7 separate regions of the Homo sapiens genome follow, and all the other regions are linked to region 5. The links are chromatin loops, found by intact Hi-C in ENCODE. Cell type or tissue: HCT116. All regions are shown on one strand.

The links. Hi-C counts contacts between places; a loop is a spot of excess contacts. Peaks named below come from ENCODE experiments on the same cell type or tissue, not always from the same donor. Only the 100,000 strongest peaks of a DNase experiment are listed, where the experiment ranks them.
Region 1: it touches region 5 in a loop (5-fold over the local background); 4 of 110 quality-filtered maps call a loop at or near these places.
Region 2: a loop joins it to region 5, with 6 times the contacts of the local background. A loop is called at or near these places in 7 of 110 quality-filtered maps.
Region 3: a loop joins it to region 5, with 10 times the contacts of the local background. A loop is called at or near these places in 56 of 110 quality-filtered maps.
Region 4: it touches region 5 in a loop (16-fold over the local background); 68 of 110 quality-filtered maps call a loop at or near these places.
Region 6: it touches region 5 in a loop (8-fold over the local background); 97 of 110 quality-filtered maps call a loop at or near these places.
Region 7: it touches region 5 in a loop (18-fold over the local background); 63 of 110 quality-filtered maps call a loop at or near these places.

Annotation. Positions count from the first base shown.
Region 1 is chr9:22,214,781-22,218,780 of GRCh38, forward strand. No RefSeq gene overlaps it. Among named protein-coding and RNA genes, the nearest start is that of CDKN2B, 210 kb to the left of the region's middle. In HCT116, no CTCF peak of the experiment used is centred here; a DNase peak (open chromatin) is centred at 2,291.
Region 2 is chr9:22,304,986-22,308,985 of GRCh38, forward strand. No RefSeq gene overlaps it. Among named protein-coding and RNA genes, the nearest start is that of DMRTA1, 140 kb to the right of the region's middle. In HCT116, a CTCF peak has its summit at 2,233 (motif pointing right); a DNase peak (open chromatin) is centred at 2,236.
Region 3 is chr9:22,118,240-22,122,239 of GRCh38, forward strand. It overlaps CDKN2B-AS1 (CDKN2B and CDKN2A antisense cis and trans regulatory RNA 1), which reads left to right. Exons shown (of 19, transcript NR_003529.4): 17 at 405-528; 18 at 1,961-2,171; 19 at 2,265-2,474. Among named protein-coding and RNA genes, the nearest start is that of CDKN2B, 110 kb to the left of the region's middle. RefSeq lists enhancers at 1-272, 1-390. In HCT116, a CTCF peak has its summit at 1,515 (motif pointing left); a DNase peak (open chromatin) is centred at 1,541.
Region 4 is chr9:22,036,654-22,040,653 of GRCh38, forward strand. All of the region lies in intron 3 of CDKN2B-AS1 (CDKN2B and CDKN2A antisense cis and trans regulatory RNA 1), which reads left to right. Among named protein-coding and RNA genes, the nearest start is that of CDKN2B, 29 kb to the left of the region's middle. In HCT116, a CTCF peak has its summit at 1,592 (motif pointing left); a DNase peak (open chromatin) is centred at 1,608.
Region 5 is chr9:21,810,688-21,814,687 of GRCh38, forward strand. The region is part of intron 1 of MTAP (methylthioadenosine phosphorylase); the gene reads left to right. It also overlaps the pseudogene TUBB8P1. Among named protein-coding and RNA genes, the nearest start is that of MTAP, 10 kb to the left of the region's middle. In HCT116, CTCF peaks have their summits at 2,479 (motif pointing right) and 3,353 (motif pointing right); DNase peaks (open chromatin) are centred at 2,473 and 3,384; H3K27ac peaks cover 2,924 bases.
Region 6 is chr9:22,242,563-22,246,562 of GRCh38, forward strand. No RefSeq gene overlaps it. Among named protein-coding and RNA genes, the nearest start is that of DMRTA1, 200 kb to the right of the region's middle. In HCT116, CTCF peaks have their summits at 1,753 (motif pointing left) and 2,294 (motif pointing right); DNase peaks (open chromatin) are centred at 1,767 and 2,309.
Region 7 is chr9:22,450,987-22,454,986 of GRCh38, forward strand. It overlaps DMRTA1 (DMRT like family A1), which reads left to right. Exons shown (of 2, transcript NM_022160.3): 2 at 78-4,000. The coding sequence ends at 925. Among named protein-coding and RNA genes, the nearest start is that of DMRTA1, 6.2 kb to the left of the region's middle. In HCT116, a CTCF peak has its summit at 1,629 (motif pointing left); a DNase peak (open chromatin) is centred at 1,645; H3K27me3 peaks cover 1,014 bases.

The DNA.
Region 1 (4,000 bases), 400 kb after region 5:
AATTTTTTAAGTGGCTGCAAATGTAAACTTTCTGTAAATATTCTTGTGTGAGATTGTTAGAATGAGTCAGGTTCCAGGAAGCTGATCAAGCCTGAGAAAATTGAACATATGAAATTTCTAGACTTGCAAACTTGAGAAAGAGGCCTGAGGTCCTAGTGATCTATAGTATTCATGCTATGAGTGTTCAACAGTTTCTGTCTGTCTGTCTGTCTGTCTGTCTGTCTCTCTAACCTACTTATTTTCTAAATGTCTTCCAACACAGGACATACCAACATGTCTAAAGTGGGCTGGAAAGGATAATTCTGAGGTACATAAACATTTTTGCTCTGTAATGCAATATAAAATATCTCCACCCCTTGCTAATAGTTTTGCATAAAGTACTTAAAAATTTTCCAGAAAAAAAGATTTACCTTAAAGACATCACTTTTTTTAATGATACTGTCAGCATTATGTGGACTTCCAAAATTAGTGGAATCTGAATCCAGATGGGTGAAATCTAACGGCACACTAGAGAAAACCATGATTTTCAAAATTATAAATAAATATCAAAACCTCAATATCTGCCTCTGTCTACAAACAGATGACAGAAGGAGGCAGACGTTTGAGACTTCAAAATATGATTAGTATTAACAGCCAAATTAGATTACTAAATTTCTTAAAAGCCACTTTGAAGAGGCTTTTCCCCAAGCTGTCTGTATTGAACGTATTAACAGAATGATTTCCAGAACTTTACAAGATTGTGCCAGTGGACACAGACTAATCACCCGCTGAATTATGGGGGAATGGGGGAGGATTTTTTATTACTCCTACATCAGCTGTGGCACATCTAGACATGTAACTAATCATTTATTAGCCTCTAATTTTGGAAGCTGGCTTTAGACGATAATCCTCATAAAAAGCTAACAAGGAGATGCCTTTGATAAGGCAGTAAATCACTAAGTAGAGAAATAAGCAGTTGATTTATGACTACTTAAATATTTTAGTCTCTGAAAGATAAACCTCCATTTCTGTTTTGCAAGTGACATTCCTATTGTTCCTTAAAAAAATTAAACTTTGATTACGTGATGCAGACAGAACATATTTCCCCCAGTTTCAGAGATTGTAGTTGAGTGACTGAACTTAAATACTAAGATCACTTCCAATTTCCAGAGCCTACTCACTCAGTTTCTTGAAACAGTCTGTGTCTCCAGAGCAATCAGCCTGGCATTGGCAGAGCAGGTGCTCTGTTAGTATATTCTGGTGTGTAGTGCATCAATCCTGTGTTAAAAATTTAAGATTCTATAGGTAAAATATTACTCAAATCATAAAATATTGTCCTTTTAAAAAAATCTAACACATCCTTCATGTTCTTGTTTCAGGACCTTTGCATTTGTCACTCCTTGTAGCCAGAACACCCTTCTCTGAGATATTTTGTGGCTTATTCCTTTATGTCTTCCAAGTCTTTGTTAAAGTCTTGCCTTCTTAGAAAGACCACAGCTGGCCACATTTTCTATAGTATCACCTCACTCACTTTCTAGCCGTGCTGTTATTTTCTTCATAAAACCGAACTCTACTAACACATTAATTTGTCTATCTACTTATCTTTCTTCTTTATTAGAACGTAAACTCCATGAGATGGAGTGGTAGTAGTGTGGGAAGTACTTCATATTGTTTATAACTGTTTCTATAGTGCCTAGATTAATGCTTACATCTTACCTGCTGAGCACTTAATACTTTTAATAAAAGAATGAAAGGGGGTTGGAGCAAGGTGAAGAAATAGAAGGCCCCACCGATCATCCCCCAACCTACCTCCGCAAGGACACCAATTTAACAAATATCCACACACAACAAAACACTTTCATGAGAACCAAAAATCAGGTGAGCACTCATAGTACCTGGTTTTAAATTCATATCGCTGAAAGAGGCACCGAAGAAGTAGAAAAAACAGACTTGAATTGCCTATGCCATCCCTCCCCCCTTCCTTGGCAGTGGCAATGTGGTGCAGAGAGCTTTTCTGCACCCTGGGGAGAGGGAGAGCCAGCAACTGTGAGGCATTGAACTCAGTGCTGCCCTTGTTATAGCTGAAAGCAGAGCCGGACCAAACTCAGCTGGCACCCTCCCGCAAAGACAGCATTTAAACCAGCCGGAGCCAGAGGGGAATTGCTGATCCCAGCGGTTGGAACTTGAGTTCCTACAAGCCTCACCACTGTGGGCAAAAGTGCTTTGGGGCTTCAAATAAATTTGAAACGCAATTTAGGCCTCAAGGACTGCAACACCAAGGTGAGTCATAGGCTGAACTGGACCAAGAGACAGTAGACTGTGGTTGCATGCGACCTACTGCGACACCAGCTGGGGCAGCTAAGGGAGTGCTGGCCTCACCCATCCCCGAAGCCCAGGCTGCAAAAATCCTGGCTGTAAAAGAGACTCCTTCCTTCTGCTTGAGGAGAGGAGATGGAATAGTGGGGAAGACTTTGTCTTGCATCTTGGATACCAGCTCAGCCACAGCAGAATAGAGCACCGGTCAGAGTTGTGAGACCCTCATTTCAGGCCCTAGCTCCTGGACATTTCTGGACACACCCTAGGCAAGAAGGGAATTCATTGCCTTGAAGAGAAGGACTCATTCCTGGAAGGATTCATCACTTGCTGCCTGAAGGGACCCTGAGCTGTGAATAACCAACAGGGATATCCAGGTACTACATCAAAGGTCTTAGGTGAGATGCTGAGACTGGCTGGACTTAGGAGAGACTCGGCACATTTCCAATTGTTGTAGCTGATTAGGGTGAGACTCCTGCTTGAGAAAAGTGAACAGAAAAGTAAAGGAAACTTTGCTTTTCACTTTAAGTATCAGCTCAGCCACAATGGAATAGAGTACCAAGTGGGCTCTTAGGGACCCCAGTTGCAGGACTTGACTTGTGGATGACATTTCTGGTACTTCCCATTGCCAGAGAGGAGCTCACTCCCCTGAAGGGTGAGTCCTAGCCAGGTAATATTCACTACAAGCTGACTGAAGAGCCTTTAAGCCTTAAGGGAACATCAGAGGTAGTCTAGTAGCAGTCCCCAGGGGTCTGAGGTAGTGATATCCACTGGGTGAGGCTCCTCTGCCTTTGGAAAGGGGAGGGAAGAGTGAGAAGGACTGGGTCTTGTAGTTCGAGTGTCAACTCAGCCACAAGCAAAAGAGAACCCTCGTACACTGTTGGTGGTAATGTAAATTAATAAATTAATACAAGCACTACGGAGAACAGTTTGGAGGTTTGTCAGAAAACCTAAAAATAGAGCTACCATATGAGCCAGCCATCCCACTGCAGGGTATATACCCCAAAGAAAGGAAATTAGCTGTTGCAGCTCTGTTTACAACAGCTATGATGTGGAAGCAAACTGCATGTCCTTCAACAGATGAATGGTAAAGAAAATGTGGTACTTATACACAATGAAATACAATTCAGCCATAAAAAGAACAAGATTCAGTCATTTGCAACCACATGGATGTAATTGGATGTCATTATGTTAAGTGAAATAAGCCAGGTACAGAAAGACAAACATCACGTTTCCACTTACTTGTGGGATCGAAAAATCAAAACAATTGAACCCATGGAGATAGAGAGTAAGAGAGTAGACAGGTCATTACCAGAGGATGCGAAAGGTAGTGGGGGGTTGAGGGAGAAGTGGGGGTGGTTAACTGGTACCAAGAAATAGTTAGAATAAATGAATAAGATCTAGTATTTGATAGCACAACAGGGTGACTATAGTCAATAATAATTTAATGCTACGTTTAAAAATAACTAAATGAGCATAGTTGAATTTTTTGTAACACAAAGCAAAAATGCTTGAGGGGATGAATACCCCATCTTCCATGATGTGATTATTATGCATTGTATGCCTGTATGAAAACATCTCATGTTCCATAAATATATACACCTACTGTGTACCCATAAAAATAAAAAATAAAATAAAAAGAATGAAAGAATGGATAAATGAATGAATAAGTTGATTAATCCATAAGACTGGAAAATTTCTCTGGCTC
Region 2 (4,000 bases), 490 kb after region 5:
GAGATTTTCAATATTCCCGTGAGTGCTCTAATACTCTACATGTGTCACTCCTGTACATGTTTATGCTCTTTTGAGTCATAGTTGTAGAGATAAGAAAGAAGAAAGTAGTTGGGGTTGAGGAGTAATCTTTACTCTGGTTGCAGTAAGCTCTTTCGTCTTCAGTGTGTCTAAATAGATAAGTAATGAGCGAATGATTGACTAAATGACATAGTGTCTTCCTGGGTTTCTGTTAATCTGACTTTTAAATTGGATGGCTAATATTAGAAAAGTATGGGAAAAAGTTGTTTATCAAAAGAGACACGTAATTCAAGAGTTGGTACCCATATCCTTGTCTTGATTTCATACAAGACAAAAAGGTTGAAGCAGCAATGTAAGTTTGACTATGTAGAGTCAGGATTAGGAGTTTCTTCTGTACCAATGAGGAGGTGGCAGGGCCAGTGACTAAGGCAATGGAAGTCAGCTTGGCAGGGAAGCTCAGAGAGGCACTATAAGTCACTATTAAGTGCCACAGTGTATGACAAAAGGCAACCAAGAAAGAACAAAGAATAGGAGACCAGGACAAATAGATATGTACCAAGAGAGGTCAAAAAGCAGGTAAGATGTTTGGATATCAGGACTGAGACACAAGCAGCAAAAACTGAGTCATGTGTAGAATTCATGGATTAATAATATTAATATTACTATTAAGAATTACAAGCCGGGCACGGTGGCTCATGCCTGTAATCCCAGCACTTTGGGAGGCCAAGGCAGGCAGATCACTTGAGGTCAGTAGTTCAAGACCAGCCTGGCCAACATGGTGAAAACCCATCTCTACCAAAACTACGAAAATTAGCCAGGTGTGGTGGTGGGTGCCTGTAATTTCAGCTACTCAGGAGGCTGAGGCAGGAGAATTCCTTGAATCCGGGAGACAGAGGTAGCAGTGAGCCCAGATCGTACCACTGCACTCCAGCCTGGGCAACAAGAGCGAGACTCCATCTCAAAAAAAAAAACAAAACAAAATAGAAAAGAAAAGATTTCTTAATTTGTACTGGATACTGTTAAGTACTTTCCATACATTGGGTCATTCAATCCTTACTATAACCCTATGAGGTAAGTCCTACATTTACCTTAATTTTACAAACAAGGAAACAAAGTCTCAGAGAGGTCAAATAACCTATGCAAGGACACATTCAGCAATTGAAAGAGTTGGTTTTCAGATTCAATAATGGCTTCTGGTTGTAGGAATATATAAATTGGACTGGGGGAGTCAGGGGATAAGTAAAATGTCACTTAGCTCCCTGTAATAAGCCTTGCAGTGCATTTCCTGGTGTGTAACGGGTATCATTTATCATTTGATCAAGATTCAGTCAATGACCTTGTTTGCATAAAGGAGATTTCAACCTAATTTCCTGAAAATCTGGTAGTTGCTTCTGCATAATCAAACAAAAAGGAGTATAGGAGTGAAAATCTTAAGTGTCCAATTTTTGGGAGACTGTTTTCAAACACGTTCCCAAACATAGTCCCGTACTTACCAAAACTGTCTTAAATTGTTGTTTAAAAATATTTTCACTTTAGAGAGGGATACTAGTTTTAACTGTTTTACTTTTAAAAATTAGAAACATCTGCCTTCTAAGCCAGGCTTTAAAAAAAGTTTTACTCTCTTATATCTGGCATAAAAGTTTTGAAAAATGAGACATTAGGACAGTGATCCTAGACTTTAAAACGTGAGAAATAATCTCACCCTGTGAGGAGGAATTGCAAGACTGAGAATGTGGAAGGGAAAGGATTGGATGGAAAGAATTTTGGATTTGGTACCAGAAGATGCAGGTTTATTTTTGTTTCCTGCTTAATCCAAACCTGAAACTGAGAATGATAATACCACATTTTCAGAGTTATTGTGTAATTTAAATGAAATAGTGTTACACAAAATATACTGTATAAAATGTAAATTTAGTAAAGCAAATGGCAGGCATTTATTGTTGCAACCGAATTACTAATGTTGAGGCTATATAAATAAATCTTCAATACAACTTTTATTTTTCATACTAATAATGCTTCTATCAATTTGAAGAGTCAAGAGAAGTAGCTGGTGAAAATAAGCATAGCTTGAAATATGAATTGTTAGTTGGCGAAGATGGGCCAAGACATCACACCTTCTCTTGGAGACAAAGACTAAATTACAAATTCTTCCACCTGGACTTTCAGTTGTGGGAGCTTCAAGTTTCAGAAGTAACTTCCAAGACCCACGAGAGGGAGCTCATGCACTTCTTAGGCACTACTGGTTAGCTTTTTAATATCTTATTCAAAACAGGCAGTAGTTTGGGAGGTGAGGTGTGATGAAGAAAATGGATTAAGGGAAATAAATTCCTTCAAGAAAAATCATTGGGGAATACAAAGTTAACTCCTTTAGTGTGGTTGAAAGTGTCTGAGAAAATTCTGGCTAGAATCCCTTTTAACCAGCTCCCTTAAAGGAAAAGTAACTGCTGCAATCATTTCCAGATTAATCTTTCTGGCTTAACACCCATTCCAAATATTCTCTTCTTAGAAAAGAGCATTGAGAGATGATTATCCACTAATGTCATCCAACTCCACTTAGCCCAGGCTGCTTTATGAGATAGCTAGGAATATCACAGTTTAGGCATTTGTGATCACAGTTGAATTCAGTTAATCATCCAGAGAGCAAGAGTAGAGTAGAGGTATATGCTTACACATTTAACAACATGCTTATTATCTGATGTAATTCTGTGGACTGTCAGAGATGAAGAAACCAGTTGTGTGTGTGTGTTTGTGTGTGTGTGTCTGACTGAACGTGTGTATGGTGGAGAATTGGGATGGGTAGAATGCAGCATGAAACAATGGCAGAGGGAGAGGTCCTCAGTTTTGATGTTATTCATTTTATGACGTGGCATACTTCTAAGGTCTACAAACATGATCCAAAAGGAGATGTCTAAAAAGAACAAACCCATCTGCATGTAAAGCAACATAGTCAATAGAAGAGACAAACTTTGGCTACTAGTATTTTATTATAAATATTATATTACAATTGAAAAGTAGGTACAATTATAAATCCAGTCAATGTATTGTAAGTATTAATTATTTCATGGAATGCTTATTTTCCAGAAAAGCTTTTTGTAAATTGAGTTGGTATCATATAAAATAGAATTTTCTCATTAAATTTTATAATAAAATTGAAAATGCATTTCAAAGTATACATTTTTGGCTCAATTCACATTGAAATTACTAAGGCAATATATCTTTTAAAAACAAATAGTTAAAGGAAAATAATGGTTGTTTTTCACCAACCATTAACAAGGACATATTTTGCTATTAGTAAATCAGTAATGAAACAAACCACAAAATGCCAAGTCATAGGGTTGAAGTTTGAATTAAATGAAATGCAATGAGTTCAAGTTTGTTACCAGGAGAGGGCAACTGGCTACCTCCCAAAGTGTCTACACAAAGGAGTATTCACTATTGCCTGTGAAATCAGAACCTGGGTTCATCAACCCTTTCAAAATGAATTAATCTTTCAGGGAATAATCAATATATTAATTAAACACAATGAGAAATATACCTTGAATTTTGAAATCAATATGACCAGTGAATTGTTTCATAATATGAAAACCTCCCAGGTATGTTATGTTTAATCAAATTGTTTTATATATCTGTACAATCAGAATAAAAGGGCTGATTTGGTTAGCTAAAAGGGTTTTTGCTTTTTTCCCCCCAGCTAAGTGATTTGAAAGACTGTTTTCTACTGCAGGGATAGCTTTTCCCATGGGATAGAAATGTTTAATACCTGGGAGCCAACATCCTCTTCCTTGGATGCTGCTTGGATGGCCTTGGGGTGTGGTAGAGAGTAGGCACGACTCTTGCTCTCAACTGATTTCCAATCTAGTGGGACAGCAGACAGTAAACAGTAAGTGAACTAAATGTGATGGTGAGAGTGCTATGGATCATATAAGAAAAGGGCGTTTCACCCAACTTGTGTAGTGGGGAAGGGTCAAGGAATACCTTCAAA
Region 3 (4,000 bases), 310 kb after region 5:
TGTACTAAAAGTGAAAATGGGGAGAGAGAGAGAGAGAGAGAAAGAGAGACACACAGAGAGAGAGACTCATATTATGGTATGTTCCCTGCCCCACCCCACTCCACTCCCTCTCAACAGGGAGAAAGTACCTGAAGAAAATCATTGCTATGAAGGGCATAGCCAGCTAAATGGGTGTCACTTAGTCTGAAAAATCTCAAAGATGTCAATAAGCCACTCGAGACAACAAGGAACCTGTTTTCCTGTCATCATTCCTTCTCAGTCCTTGGCTTTGGGAAGGGTAACTTTATGGAGAGAGAAGAACCTCTGTGGAGTTAAAAGGTTTATGAACTTTTTTCCCTGCAACAAATCAGTGACAGCTGTTCCACAGGCTGATGGTTTTCCCTTTACCTTTCGTTTTTTAACAGCTATGTCTCACAGTCCAGACTTGGAGTACAAGTAATAAGAAGAATAAAACTTAATCCCTTAAGTAGATTCACCATAAGTTAGCTCAGAGCAATTCCAGTGCAAGTATGGTCTGTGATCCAGTAGGTGAGTGACTCTGCTGCTGAAATTCACATGTATGTGAATTTCACAGTGGCCTTTGCTTTGTAGCATGCTGTAATCCTTTTGTCCATTTTCATCACACGAACTGCTGAATATAGGATTGTTAAATGGATGGGGAGATATCATGAAAATGATTAAAGAAGAAAGTTCTTATTTAGGGGTGCATACCTGCCTATCTGACCATTGTACTTAGGCAATCGGGATCTTGCTTTAAGAAAAGGTAGGCATTGGAGTCAGGCTGCTGGAGTATGAATCACTATGCTATCATTTTTCATTTGTTTTTGCTCTGTTACATTAGGAAAGTTATGTAGAATTTTGTGCCTCAGTTTCCTCATTCAATATGGGTGTAATAACTGTGCCTGTCTTGTAGGATTATTGTGAGGCCCAAGTGCAATAATATATAGTACACTGTGTCTGGCATCTAGTAAGCATTCATTAAGATGACATGAAGATAACACAGATATATCTTAACATGTAATTATGATTTTGCTTATTCAAGGCCAAGCATTCCAATTTAATGGAGTTAGGCAAACACAGTAAATTCATTGCTCTTTCCTTTTTATGCTACTTCCTTTGAAGAGGCAGTCAAGTTCCATTTGACTGATTCGGAACTTTTTAGCAATGTATATTATGCTGACTTCACTCTTATGCGCTCTTGGGGCTATAATTCATCAAGTTAGGCGAGCAAAGAAGTGTGTTGGTGAAAGAGAAATGAGGAAGAACAAGGAAGAAAAAAAGGGTCATGAGCTTATTCACTGCCAATATTTATTATATGGAACAATGACCATCCTTCAGAAGTGTTTGTTCTCTATTATACTGTAGGTGTGGAAGAATTATCATTGCTCAATAGCTGTCTCAGTCACTACCTGATAGACTTGGGAGGTCTGGCTATTTCAGGGCGCATTTGACATACAGTGACATTTTTGGATTAAAGCTTTCATGATGAGTGCCAGTCTGGGTCCAAAAGGGTTGAAAGCTGTCGCCATCTATAGGCTAGTTGTTTGTAGTAAAATACTTTCCCTCACTGCATTAGGTTCTTGGTACCATTTATCTAGCAGAGTTCTTCAGTGGGCTTGAGGCTTAGCAGTCAAGTTAAAACAATAACCAACATCCCAAACCCAGTGGCTGTCAAATTTCAGTGAGGTGGCATAGAACTTTAGCATGAACTTGAGCTTGGGTTCAGCTAGACTTTCATATAAATCCTTGTTTGAAGTTAGTAGCTGTGTGATCTTGGGCACTGATATTAAACCTTTATGAGAAAGTTATGTCTGAAATATGGGAAATAAACCTTCCACTTAGGTTGTTGTGAAGATTCAATGAGTTGTAACGATTGTATACACTATAATGATCTATATTACAGTTGTTTCATAAATATGATTGCCTTCATTTTATTCTTTCCTTGTCTCGTTCTTCCCAGTATCTTACAGACAGCAAGTTGAACATTGTGGGATGCATGAGCTATTGAGGCCTTTGCAGCTTTCTGCTACATGGAGGCTAGGGCCAGAGTCAAGATTTATGCTTTGCAGCACACTGGTCAGCTGTTTTTGCAAATCAGATTAAATGATTTTTAAATGAGGCTGAGAGCATGGGAGATACTAATGTGTGTTTCCTTGTGAGCTACTGCATAAGTAAGTGCTTTGTAAAATGTCAGGGGCTCCAGGATTATATGGTATTACTGTCACTATTGTAAGCACTTCTACCTTTTTTTTCTCCTTTTACAGGTTAGGAAATTGAAATACAGAAAGATGAAAAGTGATTTGCCCAAGCATATAGATCAAAGCTGTGGCAGAACCAGGACTGGAACCTATATCTCTCTACTAATGGTTTTTTTAAAAAAATAACCTTGTTTCAAAAATATTAAAAAGTCACAAGAAAGGTAAACATGTGGATAAACAAAATGAAGAAAATAAAAATTATCCAGTAATAACATATTGGCATATGTCTTTCTGGTATATTTTCCTGTGTTGTCATCATTATCATCTCCATCATCATTATATCCATCATTATCATCATCATCATCATCATCATCATCATTATCATCACCATAGTGAACATGTAATGCTTACCTAGTGCCAGATGCTGTCTAGGCATTTTACATGTGTTACTGGTAACTCATGTAATCCTCATAACAACCTTATAAGGTGGTTGCTATTATCCCCATGTTACATATGAAGAGACAGAAGCATAAAGAAGTTGCACCGCTGGTAATTGGCTGGGATTTGAACTTAAGCAGTCTAACCTTAGAGTAATGATTTTAACAACTATGCTATATACATACAAATTTACAAAATAAAACTGGGCTCAGACAATAAAAACAGCTCTCTTTTCATGTTATAATACTTTTTCACCCCATAACACATAATCACTAATGTTTTAAAGATCAAAACAATGCACATAAAATGTACTGGTTTTAAAAAAAAGAGGAAATAGCCACTTACCTCAACCAAACTAACTTGGAGATAGATTAGATTGATAATGGCAAGGGTGATGGGTAGATGGGTAGAGGTTGCTCAAAAAGAAACACAAAATATATCCTCTTTTAAGGATCCTGATGCTTTGCTCAAAGTAATTTTTATTCTTTTAAAACTAAAAAAAAACTGTACAAAATTCATAGGGTACATAGTGGCGCTTTGATATATATAATGTATAGTGATCAGATCAGGGTAATTCGCATACCCAGTCATCCTATAGTGGGTATAGAACACCAGAACTTATTCTTTCTATGTAGCTATAATTTTGTATCCTTTAACAATTCTCTCCCTATCCCTCCCTTCCCCCTACTTTTCCTAGCTTCTAGTATCCTCTGTTCTACTTTTTACTTCTATGAAATCAACTTTTTCAGCTTCTGTATGTGAGTGAGAACATGCGGTGTTTAGTAGGAAATTTCTGTTCCTGGCTTATTTCACTTAACACAGTGTCCTCCAAGAGCATCCATCCAGGATTTTATTGCTTTTTATGGCTTAATAGTATTTCATTGTGTATATATACCATATTTTCTTTGTCCATTCCTTTGTTTTTGGATGCCTGGATTGATTCTATAACTTGGCTATTGTGAATAGTACTGCAATAAACATGGTCTGTAGATGTCTCTTTGATATAATGATTTTCTTTCCTTTGGATAAATTGCTAGTAATGGGATTGCTCAATCATACCATAGTACTATTCGTAGTTTTTTGAGGAACCTCCATTCTGTCCTCCATAGTGGTTGTACTAGTTTACGTTCCCACCAACAGTGTATAAGAATTCCCTTTTCTCCAAATCCCTGCCAGCATTTGTTATTTTTTTTTTTTTGTCTCTTTGACAATAGTCATCCTAACTGGGGTGAGATGATACCTCATTGCAGCTTCAATTCACATCTCCCTGATGATTAGGGATGTTGAGCATTTTTTCATATATTTATTGGCCATTTGTATGTGTTCTTTTGAGAAACGTCTGTTCAGATCATTTTCCTACTCTT
Region 4 (4,000 bases), 230 kb after region 5:
TCTAATGTCAAAGTTAGGAGTCATCTGTCCATTTAACAGGTGGTGTTTTCTTGTGTAACTCCTCTGCCTTCATGCAAACCTTTGAGAACAATCTCTTGAAACAAGGCTAAAATGCCTTTGGAGAGGTATTATAGATGATCATATCTACTTTGTGCCTCTTTCCATTACTTAGCTGCATTAGAGGCCCAGCTGTGTAGGTGTAACTCAAAATCCACCAAAACTAATACTGTGGTTAGATTCTGGTCAAACAAGTTGCCATTAATCCAGATGTAGAATGGGATTGAAAGGTGGCTCTTCCACACCCTGACATCAATGTACCAGTTTGGCTCTGTGCATTCTTTCTCCCCTTCTCCCTTTACCACCCTCATATAATTGTTTGTGTACATGTCTGGTTTCGTCACTACGCTGATGGCAAGGATCATGCATGCCTTATTCATATTTGTGTTATTCAAGGATTCTACTCTGGGTTCTATTATGGGGCCTGGCCTAAAGTGGTTGTTCAAGAAATGTGTGTTAGAGAAATCATACATAAACTAGCAATTCTCATTTGGATTCCTGTATCTGAACAACTAACTTTCAGCTTCTTCAGTGGGATAAAGAAGAAAAATGGGGTTTAAAGTACATACTATTCAGTATTAATGTAGAATTTAACAGCTGCCATCCAAGTGCAGAATCCTCTGTAGTTTCCCAGTGTTAACCTCACTTCTATCTCTAGCCATGTCTCAGTGCTGGGTGACTCTCTCCTGGCATGTTCTGGCAAGACTCTACCTGGTTTGCGTAATCTACATCGGCTTCTAGTTTCCACAAGAATTGTTTATATGCATTTAATTTTAGCTCTTGGGCTATAACATGTCATTGTTCTTTTTACTTATCTCCTCTTACTTCTGGAAACAGGGCAGGCATCTTCAATACTTGCTGTTCCTGTTTGGTGTGCTCTTAGATTAATTTTAACTTTCCTCTTCAGCTTTCATGACACTTCAAGACATTTTCCAGTCATATTTCCTGTATAAGAAAATACAGACTATGTCACCACAAAGGGTAGTGGAGATTGGGGGGCATAATTTAATTCATTCAGGGAACTCATATTTTGGTGTGAATGGAAATTAAAGCAAGGTATTTGGATTAATTTACCTCATTTGGTTCTATATTCCATTTAGAGGATAACACATTAAGCTTTTATTCAATTTTATCTGTTATGGTCACAGTGAATCTGGAAAAAAATATATATGGGGCTTAGTTTTCATATTTAGGGGAAAATGAATATCCTAGAGAATAATAATAAAAGTTAGGGAAAATAATGTTTTCCTAAGAGTAGGCAATGAAAATCTGAAGGTACTCAAAGCAGTCTTGCACAAGTGCTTTGAAAAGCCTCTTGCACAATTTTATTTCTTTATAGTACTTACACAATCATATTTCATAATGACTTGCTATAAACAATGTTCTTGACAAGAAGCTTAAAGATACAAAACTGAAGGAAGCACTTTTGGGAGAAAATACTTTTATATTTGCTTACTTCTACACTACAACAGACATAAAATTATGGATTTTTTTTTCAGTGCAATTTTCATATGTCAGTTCTAGGAGACAGGAAATGTGAAACACTGTAGGAGGTATGAGTTTGCCACCTAGAGGAGAGAGGTGAAATTCAACTTTTCTCCAATTTCTTTAGTATAATTCATTAATTTATTTAATTATTTACTCGTTTAATTATTCAAAAATAATTATCTACCAAGCTTAACTATTTTGCCAGCGCAGATTTGATAAATCTGTTCAAGATTTATGAGCTCAAAGAAACCACAAAGTGCATCTTACTTTAATTGCTCAGCTGCCTCTTTTAAAAATCTTTTACTTTTAAGAGAGTATAGCACAAATATCTGAACAACTCTAAATATCCATACTTGGGATGGATATTACTTTGAGCTCTTGCACTATAATAAAACTTTATTCTTTTGTACTAATTCAGTCCTTTTACTTTTTCTTTTTTAATGTTTAAGAAACAAGTTGGATATGGACAAGATGTAATTTCTTCTGTCAAGGAACCCACAGGATAATAGGTTAATGATAGAGACCAACAATGCTGATGCATTTTTAATGACGGAGATAATGTCTAGAAAAAAATCCATTATTTGGTAAAGACAAAGTATGCATATGTATTCCTTTGTTTCAATTATTTTTAAAGTTAAAAAACAACTGCTTATCTCCTTTTGTACTACAAGCAATATCTGGTATAGTGTATGCATAGTAAGTATTCTAGAAATAGTAATTTCATTGTTGACTTGATTATATTGGAGTGGAACTTACTCTGGAAGAGATCCTAACTTTCATTTATCTGAGAAAATTTCCAGTTAGGACATGGAAATTTTTTCCTTGTCAATATTTATTCTTAATGTGTTTAGAATTTTAGAAAATGGGTTTAGGGATTTAGAAATTTCTTTACTAAATAACTCTAGGGAACAGTACCTTAAAAATATTCAAAATGACAAAAACTTAAAATGACATCTAATTTTTTAAGGCCAAGAATCATTAAAAAGGGATCCAAATCTTTAGACTTTGTTGCTCGGTGGAACTAGAATCATTAATATCTCAGTCAGGGGAAGCCATGTCAACTTACTGGTTTAATTTCCTGTGAGCTTCCCATGTTCTCTCCCTGCAAGGACCACCTCAAATCCCTCAGTAGTCCTGTCTTTATGAAACCAGTATAATTTTTCTTTTCGCTCTTGTCCTTCACCTTCCTGTGGCAACAAGAGTCAATTCTCCATATATAAATACTCGGCCCCTGTTTTAGCTGTGTCTTAATTGCGCAACATCTGTTTACTCTGTGTTTTAACATCTGTGTGGATAGCATTGTTGTTGTAATATTTTGACTGTAAGCTTCTAGGAGGTAGAGGCCAGCATTATTTTCTCCATTTTTGGAATGAGAAAATACAGATTACCACAATCAAAGTAGAATGGCAGCTTATAGTAGTTATTTGGATAATTTATATAGTCTCTTAAAAAAACAGATTATAGTAAGAAGTGGCTGAGCAATTAGCTATGGCACACTGCACGGTTTTTCTGACCTCTCAGCTCCTAAATAAACTTTGCCAAATCTTCAGGCCCTCAAAATTTTTTCATTCCATTTGTTATGGGCTGAATTGTGTTCCCCCGAAATGACTATGCTGAAGTCCTAACTCCTAGTGCTTCAGAATGTGACCTTATTTGGAAACAGGGTCATTGCAAATATAATTAGTTAAGATGCGATCTTACTGACATAGGAGAAGCTCCTAATCATGGTGTCCTTATAAAAAGGAGAATTTTGGCCATAGAGACATGCACTGGGAGAATGCTCTCTGAAGACTGGAGTTATGCTGCTAAAAGTCACAAAATTAACAGAAGCTACGGAAGAGACCTTGAATAAATTCTTCCCTGTAGCCTTGAGGGAGAGGATGGCCCAGCCAACTGCTAATCTCAGACGTCTAGCTTCCAGAGCTGTGAGACAATTTCTCTTTTTAGGCCACTCAGTTTGTGGCACTTTGTACAGCAGTCCTAGCCGACTAACACACCACTCTAACTGTTGATCAAGGCAAGAGCCTGTGATCATGTATTATCTTGCTTATTCCTTATCAGCATTCTATGGTGTAGATATTAGTGCCATCTATATACAAATTAGGAAATGGAGCCTCATAGAAATTAAATGACAAGTTCAAGGTGTCATGGCTATTTCATTATAGTGCCAGTGTTTGAACACAAATCAATTTGACTCCAAAACATCATTACTCTACTCAATTCTAGTTCAATCCAGATGTTCACAAACAACCAGACTATAGTGGAGATGTGGGTGGTGGGTTGAGAAGGAGATCATAACCAACATCAGACTGTCAGTGAAGCAGACTGGGAGAAGTTTTATGAAGCCAAGCAGCTGTGCAAGGTACAGTAGAGATGGTCAGATTGTTCATGTGTATGGATTCCATCTTCTGAGGAATGAACTCCTTGATATTCCTGAGTTAGTCCAGTTTAGGCA
Region 5 (4,000 bases):
TGACCTCATTTGATCTGAATTACCTCTTTAAAAACGGCAAATACAGTCACATTCTGAGGTACTGAGAGTTGGAACTTCAACCTATGAACTTAGGGGAGATACAATTCCATCCATAACCATTACCTACAAGGGTGGCCTACAGAGGGGGTGTCTTGTCAGAGATGGAGACCCCAGCTATCCCTGTGGACCCTATTGCAGGTTTTTAACAGTCCTCACAGCCTGAGACAGTTGGTTGCTCCCTCTCATACAGCTAGGCTTCCAGGATTTTGCAAGGCCCTGACAGGCCTCAAAGCCATGTCAGCCTAATAATGAGGGCCTCCGTCTGCTGTGCTTGCCAAAATTGTTATGGCAACCAGAGCTAAAGGACTGCAGTGCTCAGATCGGGCTGTGCCAGCTCCAGCTCTGGCTCGCTTACCTTATCGTGAGCTTGAGGCACTCAGAGGCAGCCCATCTCCCTGGCATGAGCTAGTCTCAACCGCTTGGGGTGATGGTATTTTGAAAATGCCATTATAGAGTGCTGGGTTCCTTACGGCAGTGTGCCCAGGCCTCAAAGTGATGGTGAATGGTTTCTGGGACAAAGAAGGGTTGGTAAAATCTCCTGTAGCCAGGTACTAGAAGAAATAGACAGAGTAGGGGTTACTATGCACCCTTTCCACATTGCTAGAAGTAACTGTTCTGACCAGGTGAACTGGTATTTGGATAAATGCTTTCACAGTCTCAGAGAAGTCAGACCCTTGGATTGATTTGCTCTTGAACAAAAAAATTTTTTTTTTCACTGTGAAAATGCTTTCTTTGGGGTGTCTTTAGAACATGTGATGTCAAGACACAACAGCAAGCGCACATACACTAAGACATGGCTGTCATAGAACAGATTGTGCGTGAATAAAGGGTTCACACCACTTCCACCCTTTACACAGTAACAGAAGGCTCTAGGCCACCTACCTCCTCCTTGGCTCACTCAAACTCTTCCTCCTCAGCCGTGGCCTCCTGCTACTGCTGGTACTCAGACACCAGGTCGTTCATGTTGCTTTCAGCCTCGGTGAATTCCATCTCATCCATGCCCTCGCCCGTGTACCAGTACAGGAAAGCTTTGCACCGAAGTATACCTGTGAACTGCTCTGAGATGCCCTTGATCAGATCCTAGATAGCAGTGTTGTTGCCAGTGAAGGTGGCCGGACATCTTTAGCCCTGAGGGTGGGAAGTCACACACAGCTGTTTTTATATCTTGGGGGATCCAACCAACAAAGTAGCTGCTGTTCATATTTTGGGCATTAAGCATGTGCATGTCCACCTCCTTCATGGACATGTGGCCCCTGAACATGGCAGCTACCATTACGTAGCAACCATGGCAGAGGTTGCAGGCAGCCATCATATTCTTGGCATCAAAGAACTGCCAAGTGGGCTCACGCACCATGAGGGCCCAGTACTGCTGGTTGTCCCAGCTGGTCAGCAGGGGGAAGCCATACATGAAGTGCAGGTGGGGGAACAGGACCATGTTTGCGGCCAGCTTCTGCAAGTCAGCATTGAGTTGGCCAGGGAAATGCAGACAGATGGTGACCCCACTCATGGCTGCAGACACCAGGTGGTTCAAGTCACTGTAGGTAGGTGTGGGCAGCTTTAGGGTTCTGAGGCAGATGTCATAGAGAGCTTTATTTATTATCATTGCAGAAGGTCTAGTTTTGAGAAGTTTGGTTTGATGGTCAGTCCGTGGAAAAGTGTGGCATGAGCCACTAGCTTTTAAAATCTGTCAAGGACCTTGATTGACTCCCTATTTCAGAACTCTATCTTGTGTAATAAAGAAGTCCTGGCTGGGCAGAAATTCCATCTCAGGTCTTGAACACATTTCCTACACAGTCTAGAATTAACTGGACTGAGGACTGACGCTTCCTGCCCAGGAGGCCTGGCAAGGTCTTGTCATTGTTTCCTGAGGGTGGATGAGGTCATTAAGAAAGAGTTTTCCTCCCCTCTGAGATGATTCACTCAGATACCTGGAGTCACTGTTTCTGTGCTTGTTCTGTGACCTTCGTCATGAACTTGACCTCTCTGAGCATGTTGTCTCATAACATGGAGACAAATAACTTTTCTAATAAGGTATAATGTTATGGAGGACTCCAGGGGATATTGGGAGAGGGCACATCATAGTGGTTAAGCCTGAAAGACCTAGATTTGTATCCCAGCTTTGCTCCTTATGATTGGCCCCTGGACGAGGTTTTTAATTTTTGTGCTTCTCTTTCTTCGTTTGTAAAACGGGTAACATTCTATAGGGCCCATCTTATGGTCCTGATGATGAAATAAGGTAAGGCCACTGAAGCACTTAGCACAGTGCCTTTAACATGTAAGTCCACAGACACAGTTACTTTATAACTAAGGCAGTACTGAGTTGACACAAACTTAGAGACTCAAAGGAATGTGGATAGAATTGGGCCATCAGTGCTTGGGTACTTCATCCCAGTTGTACTTTGCTGTGGAGCCAGCAGGTGGCGACATTGGCCACATCTTGGCCCTGCTGGCCTCCATCTTAGAGGTCCAGTTTCCTGGGATGGCGGGACTCAGTTGCTACACTTGTCCCTGTATCCCTCGCACAATGTAGGTTTCCGTAAACAACTGGACCTAGTAAAGTGACTGGATGGGCTTGCCTGCAGATCATTCCAGAGCAGTAGCCACTCTTGCTTTCATGTCCAGGGCTACTACATGTTCCTTGCTGAGGGCTGAGTTGCCAGCTACCTGGTGCAGAGTCATTATGCAGCCAGGTGGTGCAGACTGAAGCTTGGGGTTGCTGAGAGTGAGCTCAGGGGCTCTGAAATTCAGCGGGACACCTGGTTAGCATTTCTCAACAACTGCTACAATGCTGGGCAAGTTCACCTAAACTCAGAGGGTGGCTCCAAACAAAGCCCAACTCGATTTGTGTATTTGATCCCGAGCATCCAGTGTTGAATCCAGAATCTGAGATGCCCTGGCTCAGGGAACACCCAGAAACAGCCAGGCCAAAGTGGTGATAAGTTAAAAAGCTAGTAGCTGAATCCCCAGGGAGCTGGCTGAGAGTAATTTCAGAGTCAGCAGTTCATATCTGTGTCCCAGGTGAGGATATGGGCTGGATGGTTTCTTAGCCTCCTCATGACCTGTGGTGCTTCAGAGGTCCACGGAATGAAGGATAAGATGGAGAAGCCAGGCTAAGGAAGGATTGGGATTTCCTAAAACAGTATGAATTTTTGTTATTTTCTATTGAAGTGCCGTAATTTAAATGTATTGACTTAAGTGAACACTTCTGTTGATTTGAAAGCTATAATACTGGTTACTCTTTGTTCGTTGACATAAAAGTATGTTAACCTGCTGTGGTTTTAATAATATACCTCCACAAGATGGCGCCAACATCAAAGCCTGGCTTTGCCACTTAAGGAAATTGTGGTGGACAGTCACAAATTATGTAACCATGTCATGGGAAACAGGCAGAGTTCTTCAGTAAAAACCTCACTAAATTGTCCTTATTTTCTTGTTTGTTTTTTGTTGTTGTTGCTTTTTTTGTGTGTGTGTTTTGTTTTTTTCAGGAAACTGAGCCAGAAAGGTAACCATTTTTTTACGTGTTGATAGGACTCAACTTGTGTAACCTGACCTGAAAATTATTTAATGCAGATGTTCACTGAATTCTTAATCCTGGAATTTTTTTCTTGAGGCCTACTTTATTTTATTTAGTTACCCTTGTGACAATAGATTTAAAGCTTTTCATTGAAAAACAACAATGCTCAGGTCACTTCGCATTAATTAGGTTTCTAATAAAGTTAGCCTGGCACTGTTTACTCTCTAGGAGGTACCAGCCCAAGGAAATTTCCCTAATGATTTGTTACTTATTTTTAGTTTTAACAGTTTAGTTAATTTTTATTTATTTTTGTAATTGTTCTTGTTTGTCTTTCTTAATCATCAAATTAGATCAACTCTCAGAGGATAGTGCTAGGTTTCTTTAACTCAGACAAGGACTTTCAAGATAATCTCTGAAAAATGCAAT
Region 6 (4,000 bases), 430 kb after region 5:
TGATTACATTATAATAACTTTTGTAAATCTTGTTATGTTTTCACATAATCCTTATTATTTATTTCCATGTTTCTTTGTTATTTTTATAGCCCACCTTTGGTGGGATCTGAAATGCTCTTACAATATAAACATACATGTCTATTGAAAAAAGCAATATCCAGAGATTCTTAGGGTCAAACACTAAATTCTTAGTGTAAAAATAATCATTCTCTTGAGTTTTGACCCATTCTATTTTTTCAAAATCTGAGACTTTACTCTCACTTAGTCTGCCTTCTTCAGTCCTTATAGAAAAACCAATTATGGATGTCTATGGGTAGTGAAGATAAGGCTGCAGAAATGAAGTAAGGTGTTCTCAAGGGAAATTGAGACTTTATGAGAAATTTAGAGAAATTTTACACAGGAACAATTTGAACTAACAATTTTTTAAAAGTCAAATATTTCTGGGAGAATTAGGTGTCAAGGTAGGTGTGTGTGTGTGTGTGTGCGTGCATGTACATATGAGTGTGGTTTGGCTGCATTAGAACTCTTCTTTATTTTAATGCCAATTTGCTCAAACGCAAACACACATACATACATGTGCATGTATAGTTTTTATTACCTAGCTGAATTTAGCCAGTTTGAAAGAACGGCTATTTAGGCTGGAGGTCTGGGCGGCAGATGGGAAGGATAATGAGGAAGGCAAGCCTGACTGGGTGGTCCATCATTCTGAGGGCCTTTGAGGATGGAAGGTTCATGAAAAACAGTAAGTGTAGTAGTTAAAAAGTATTAGAAATACACTGCTGCACTTACCAGCTGTGTGACTTTGGGTAAGTTGTTTAATCTCCCTGGGCCTCAATTTCAGTTTTCTCATTTGTAAGATGTAAATAATAATAGGCCTCTCTCATAGGGTTGTTGTGTTAATTAAAGGAGATTGATACATATAAAATGCTTAGGACATAAGCACTCAATATATATTAGCTTCTGTCCTCCTCTTCTTTCTCTTCTTCCTTTTTCTCTTCTTTTTCTCCCCTTCTTTTGGTTCTTTCTTTGTTTCCTGGTAGAAGGAATACAAGACTGTATCAGAAGATGCAAGAAACATCAGAAAGTAAACTCTGGCAGATACAAGAGATAATTCCTCTGGAACTGTGGTCTTTTGTCATACTTCTGTGTCTGCCCTGTCAATCACCCTCTGTCCTGGCAAAGAGGAGGCTGCGAGAACCATAGAGTTCTCCACTCTGAGACTCTTGGCCTCAAGTAACCACTGAGTCCTTGGTCACTTTAAGGTATACAGAGAAGTTCTGGCAGAAATTTTTCTCATACTAGGGCTGAAAGATGAAAGTGATTACCTCTGAGGCAGCTGGTTCTCTAGACTTCCCCACCGTAAATAAACTTCTGGTTGTAAGCATTAGTGAGCTTGCTCCACTATAGAACATGTATATGGAGAGAGAAGGGTGTCAGTTCCCATTTGTCCACAAATTGAGAATTTATGCATCTTTGGTGACTGCCTCCCATTTCAGTCCACAGCATTTAAACTCCAGCGAAAATAGATGCAACCGGTGATGTTGAGCTCACAATGTGCCAGGCACTGTTCTAAGTGCATTCTGTGTATTAATTTCGTTTATCCTTACAACTACCAAATGTGAGAGATACTATTATTATCCCAGTTTAACAAATGTGAAAACCAAATCACAGAGAAGTGAAATAGCAGAGTCAGGACTAGGCCCATCTGACTTCAGAACGTACCTCTGAACTATTGCCATCTCTCAGCGCCCCCTGCCGTATTCAGCTCTTCGAAGGCTCTCATTCTGTGCTTAAAAGCTATCACAAGATTGTTTATTCTGCAAGCTATGCTTTTTCTCTTTAATCTTCACTTGGACACCTATTATTACTAAAAATCATTTCAGTCAATAAGCACCTAATATATTCCATTTTATTTGATTCCTTATTTCTCTTCCCCACAATAATGTTATGTTTTATTTCCTGTCCTTAGTCCATTGTACATTGCCTGGTACAAAGGAGGTGCTCAGTAAGGTCTATGGAATGAAATAAAAAAATTATATATTGGGTTGAATATACAATTTATTCATTTTTGAATTCATTTTTTCAGAATACGATTGTATAGACAGGTCCAACTATAGAAGGTTGCCATAAACTTTGAAGTTTACAATAAATTTAAATGCGTTCACAGCTTCTAGTTAGGCAGAAGAGGCTAATAATTCTACAGGTGGTAGCTTGCTTTTCTAAGGAAAAGAAGAAACCAGCAGTACAATTATGCTGATTTCTGCCATTTAATGGTGTGTTTTTTGATTGTTTGACACTAGGTGGAGCCAAGAAGCCTTGCAGGGAAACTCCAAAGAAGCAGGAACTACTGTTACCAACCCTCTGATCGTACTCAAAATAATTTGAAGTTGTTTTTTTTTTTTTTTTTTTTAAAGATTGCAAACTGGTGCATTATTCGCATCAATTATTTAATTACATTCATTCTCCAGTGAATTATTTGCTCTACTGGTTACCTTATTATTTTTGAAGTGGAAAAGTTTTATACTTTATTTCTTTCAGTTTCCCAACACTTAGAAACAATTTTAAATATTTAAGTGAAATCTCTATTTGGTAGTTGAGACTCAAAACCCCAAATCTTTCTTCACCCTCCCACCCTCACCCTCCTTTCTTTTAAGTGCAATGTGGTTGCAGACGCCGAAGGTCTGGCATTCTGTGAAAAAAGGTCCTGGACTAGCAGTGAGGAAGTTTTCTTTTTCTTCTCTTTCCTTTTTCTTTTTTTGTTTTAAAAATAATTTTTGTACATTAAAACAGTGAATATCAGCAACTGCAATTGGTTCAACATAACCAATTTTACACTTACCAAGTTCACATGAAAGTCAAAAGCAGAATCATAACCATAATAGTTTTGACTCTGCTTTTGACTTTCCTTATGACTTTGGTAGGTCACCTGTCTTCTTGGGGTCTCATTTTCTTCATCCATTAAATGGAAGGAACAGGCACCAACTTGAAAGACACATTTTCATTTGAATTTTTCATAATTTTGGCCCCTGAATTATTCTGATCTGTGTCATTGACTGGTTCTTTATGCTTTTGTCCAGCATGTGTTTTTGAATTCTATAGATTTTGGCTAATTATGGACTATTACTAGATGTTCATTAATTACAGACTACTGGAGACCTGAAATGTGTCCTCTACATAGGCTCAAGTTCATTGTTAATTTCCTGACATAATTTCTTACAGGATGCCGAGTTACTGTTAATTGTATTTAGTTCAATTAAAGGAAAACAATAATAGAAATTCATGTTTTATTACAGTGTTACCTTAGGTTTTTCCCTTTATAATTAGCTTAGTGAGGTAGCTCTATTTCTGTAAAGTAGTGTTGATTTCTTTCCAGAGGGGTATTTTACTCTAGTACCATGTAATAGTTAAGTTGAACCAAACCTTAACTGGGAAAGTTAAACTAAATCTTAATCTTCATTTTATCCTTCACCCTGGGTGGGATGTCAGAATAAATCAGTTTTAATAACTTTTCCAAACATCAGTGTTCATAGCAATTAATAGATGGTTCTGTACCATTTTCATATGGTACTATATTTAGTTGGTAAAAACCAGATGATGATTTTCCAATGGCTAAACTGTAGGTATTTTAAAATAAGAGTATTATCATTTGCTAGACCAATAATTTCCCCAATAAATTCAGTAGCATACAAATCCTAAAAAAACTCCCTAAGGAAATTATTTTATGATTAAATAGCTTAGGTAACATCGCATATTATATATGGGGGTTCACAATGAATAGCATAGTAAAGGCTATGAGAAGGCCTGCAGTTATGTTTCTTTTTTAACTTTCACCTGGTATTCTCAAATTTTTATGACCTTTTCTCTATAATACTGTGCAGAGCTTGATATCCATGAGCCATATCTGATACATATTTTCTCTTATTCTTAAAATTTTTTCAAGGCAGTCATTTATATTAAATTACTATATTAGCTAGCATCAATATTTTACCTCTGGAACAAA
Region 7 (4,000 bases), 640 kb after region 5:
CATTATTTTTGAGTGAGCAGTACCACATTCTGGGAAGTCTTCCCTGTATTTGATTTTTTTTTCCCCCTCTTCTCCAGAACAAAAAGAGAGTAAATGTGAGTCATGCCAGAATGGACAAGAAGAACTGATCTCCAAATCCCATCAGCTTTACCTAGGATCATCTTCTAGGTCTAATGGTGTCATTGGGAAACAAAGTATCGGGTCATCTATTTCAGAATACTCCAACAAGCCTGATAGTATCCTGTCTCCTCATCCTGGAGAGCAATCAGGAGGTGAAGAGAGTCCCAGGTCCTTATCATCCTCTGATCTGGAATCAGGAAATGAAAGTGAATGGGTCAAAGACTTGACTGCGACCAAGGCAAGCCTTCCGACAGTGTCCTCAAGACCAAGAGATCCTCTTGATATCCTTACTAAGATTTTCCCAAATTACAGGCGCAGCCGGCTAGAAGGCATTCTACGGTTCTGCAAAGGGGATGTGGTCCAAGCCATTGAACAGGTTTTAAATGGCAAAGAACACAAGCCAGACAACAGGAACCTAGCAAACTCAGAAGAACTGGAAAACACAGCCTTTCAGAGAGCTTCAAGTTTTAGTCTTGCTGGAATTGGTTTTGGAACTCTAGGTAATAAATCAGCTTTCTCTCCTCTTCAAACTACTTCTGCTTCTTATGGAGGTGATTCAAGTCTCTACGGCGTAAATCCTAGAGTAGGTATCAGTCCATTAAGGCTGGCATATTCTTCTGCAGGAAGAGGGTTATCTGGTTTTATGTCACCCTACCTAACACCTGGGTTAGTACCAACCTTACCTTTTCGGCCAGCTTTGGATTATGCCTTTTCAGGGATGATTAGAGATTCTTCCTACCTTTCCAGTAAAGACTCAATAACTTGTGGCAGACTGTACTTCAGACCAAATCAGGACAATCCGTAATGTATATGCCCATTCTCTCTTTCTGGAGTTTTTCCAGCATACAATACATGCACGTGCACACACATACACACACATCCATTAATATACTTCAGTAAGTATGTGAGTGGATTATGAGGTCTTAAAATGCTGGGTTTTTTTTTTTTCAAGCAATATAATAGGTCTTAGATCTGAAAACTCTTCATTAGGATTTATCAAGTGAAAGAAGTAAATCTGAACATTATATGTGCCTTGAATAAAGCTATTTCAGGAAATATTTAATGAATTTTCTCCCTAAATTATCATTTGTAAACATTTTTATTTTAAAACTAGTTTTTATTTTATTGAAAAGTGGAATTTTTAGTGATAAAATACATTTGTAAGTGTAAAGCAATACAGCATAATAGAATAGAATATAAACCGAAAGGAAGAACTGAACAATTAAGGCAATTCTAAATAATTACCATTTCAAAACTGTTTCTTCTATTCCTGGTTCATAGGAAAGAAAAAAGTTATTCAAAGTATTTTTAAAGCATTTGATTTGCAGATGGGTGATTCGTAATAAATAAAACATTTGAGCATTTTGAATTTATATTTCCTGAGTATTTTATTTTTCAATCTTAGCTTCCATGAGTGAAAACAAGTGCCATTAAAAAACATTTCTCTTTAAAGTTGACACTGTGTCTATGAAGTAAATTTTAGGAAATAAGACTGCGCCATCTCCTGGCCACTATCGCCAATTGCAACTGAGCTCTGTAGAGTATATGAATTAGAAACATTGATTCCGGAGAATAACCATTTTTTTTTCAAATAGTCATTTTGGATTATACTACATTAAAATTTCCATACTGTAAAGTGCACATCTACTGTGGATGAGAGTTGCAGTCTTTAAGTGTGCTTATGTCTGTATCTGGGGAAATATCCTTAAAAGTTTGGGACAAGAATATATGGCAGCCATTCTCAAAGGTAAGAATAATTTTATTCAGAAAACTAAAATAGCTGCTCAAATAAATATTTATTAACTGCAGATAGTTGATGCTTAATGCACTGAGGAGAGATATAAGATTTCCAAAGGGGAAAAACTGCCATGAAGTTTCAGAGGTATTCTTGCAATTTTAAAAATAATTTTTGTCCTCCCTCTGGCGCATTTGAAAACTATTTATTTCAGTCAGTGGAAAGTCCCTGAGGAAACTGCTTACAAAACAGTTTCTAGGACATTTTCTTTGTATGTCATCATTTTTCTTTTTTGAAGGACAGTAGCTTCATTGTTATTATTAGGAATAAATGGAAGCCCACTGGTGGTAAAAGATAGTTGATGAATTAGAGATTGTTTAAACTATTTAAGCAGCATGACTCACTAAAGATTTTTTAAATTATATGTATATACGTATGTGTGTATGCATCTATATGCACATATATAAGTCTATGTAGACATACATTAAACCCCTATAGGTTATATTATCATGGAGGCGTTTTTCATGAAGCCAGTAAGAATGTATTTCCAAGGAATATTTTGCCAGCAAATGTGATATTAAATTACTTCAGAGTATCTGATGCTGATTTAGGATGTAAATGTGTTTATTAGGTTATGCATTAATTTTAATGGTGTGAATATAAGAAAGCAGATCTTGAAAAATTTCGATGTACTCAATATTCATTTATTATAAAAAAGTTTTATATTCTAAGCCTAAACCGTAGTACAATGTCTAGCAAGTAGTTGAAATTCAATTCATATATACTGAGTAAGAAACTCTTATATATAATAGATCTCTTTGAGACTCTGATAAAACTGAAGAACTCTACAAAATGGCGTACAGACACACAGTTTTGCATACAATTTCACTGGGTTCTTGAATCTCCTAAATGGTATTCAGGTTAGATTCCTTGGTGATTCTTCAGTTGTTTCTATTGCATTAATCCACTTATTGAATGCTATTTTTCTGAAAAGTGCTAGATCCTGTAGAGGATACTGAATGTAAAATATTGTGCTCTAAAGGAAGTTACATTATACAATAGAGATATGGTTTAAAAAAAAATCCTAGAGTTACTGCATTATGTATGTGGTTTTATAATGATGTGCTTGTATCTGAGAAACTGAATTGCTTTTGACCTTGGGAGAACATCCATTTTGGGCAGTATTCGAATTTATAAAATAGTTTTATAATCATAAAACTTAATTTATATAATGCCTTACACATTCCATACTCTTTATAATAATTTAAGGACTTAATCTTATCAAATAGGTCATTTGTCTAACAACTCAGTAGTATATGAGGAAATTGGGGCTCAGCAGTAGGGTTTTTTCTCCCTAAGGTTAGTAATATGAGTCATCTGCAGTGGAATTACTGTGCTCACTTCAGCAATTTCAGACTCCAATGTCTGAGGAAGGATTCATGTCTGTTTTTTTCATTCATGGCCTTGAACAGTGTCTGATATAGGTTCTCAACCTATACACTAGATTTCCACTGACTGAAAAAAAATAAAAGCAAGTATTAGCTTAATAATTTCTTCATTCAACACCTATTTAATATTTTTAATAATCTATTTGTGCCATGCACTGTGTTAGACACAAGAGATAAAGAAATGATTAAGATACAAGACTTTGCCTCAAGTTGCTCACGGTCTATATTGTGTGTACAAAAACAACCAATCAACCAATGTTGGTATTATTTGACAGTGTTGGTACATCAATGAGTTCTTTGTAATCTTGATATTTATATCCATGGATGCTGCTTGAAGCCTGAACTCCTAAGCCACTAATTAGTGGTGGGAAGAAAGAGGGGGTAAATGCTTTAAGAGCTAGCATATAACAAAAATGAATTGGGTTTATTCTGTATCATATAGAGGGCCTAAGAGGCAAACATTTCATAGAGTATTCAGAAGAACATAAGGAATGACTTTTTTCACAGTTAACAGCTGTCCAAGAGTGTAGTGGCTGCCTCGTATGATAAAGCATCTGGAACTCATTGAAAAATGCATGTAGAAAATACCAATCAGAGCCTGATTGATGGGATTTTTAATTACTGCTTTAATATTGGGACTGAATCATTTTGTAGCTCATTAGAAACATGGAAAGTATTTGTTAAATAAATAAGTCAT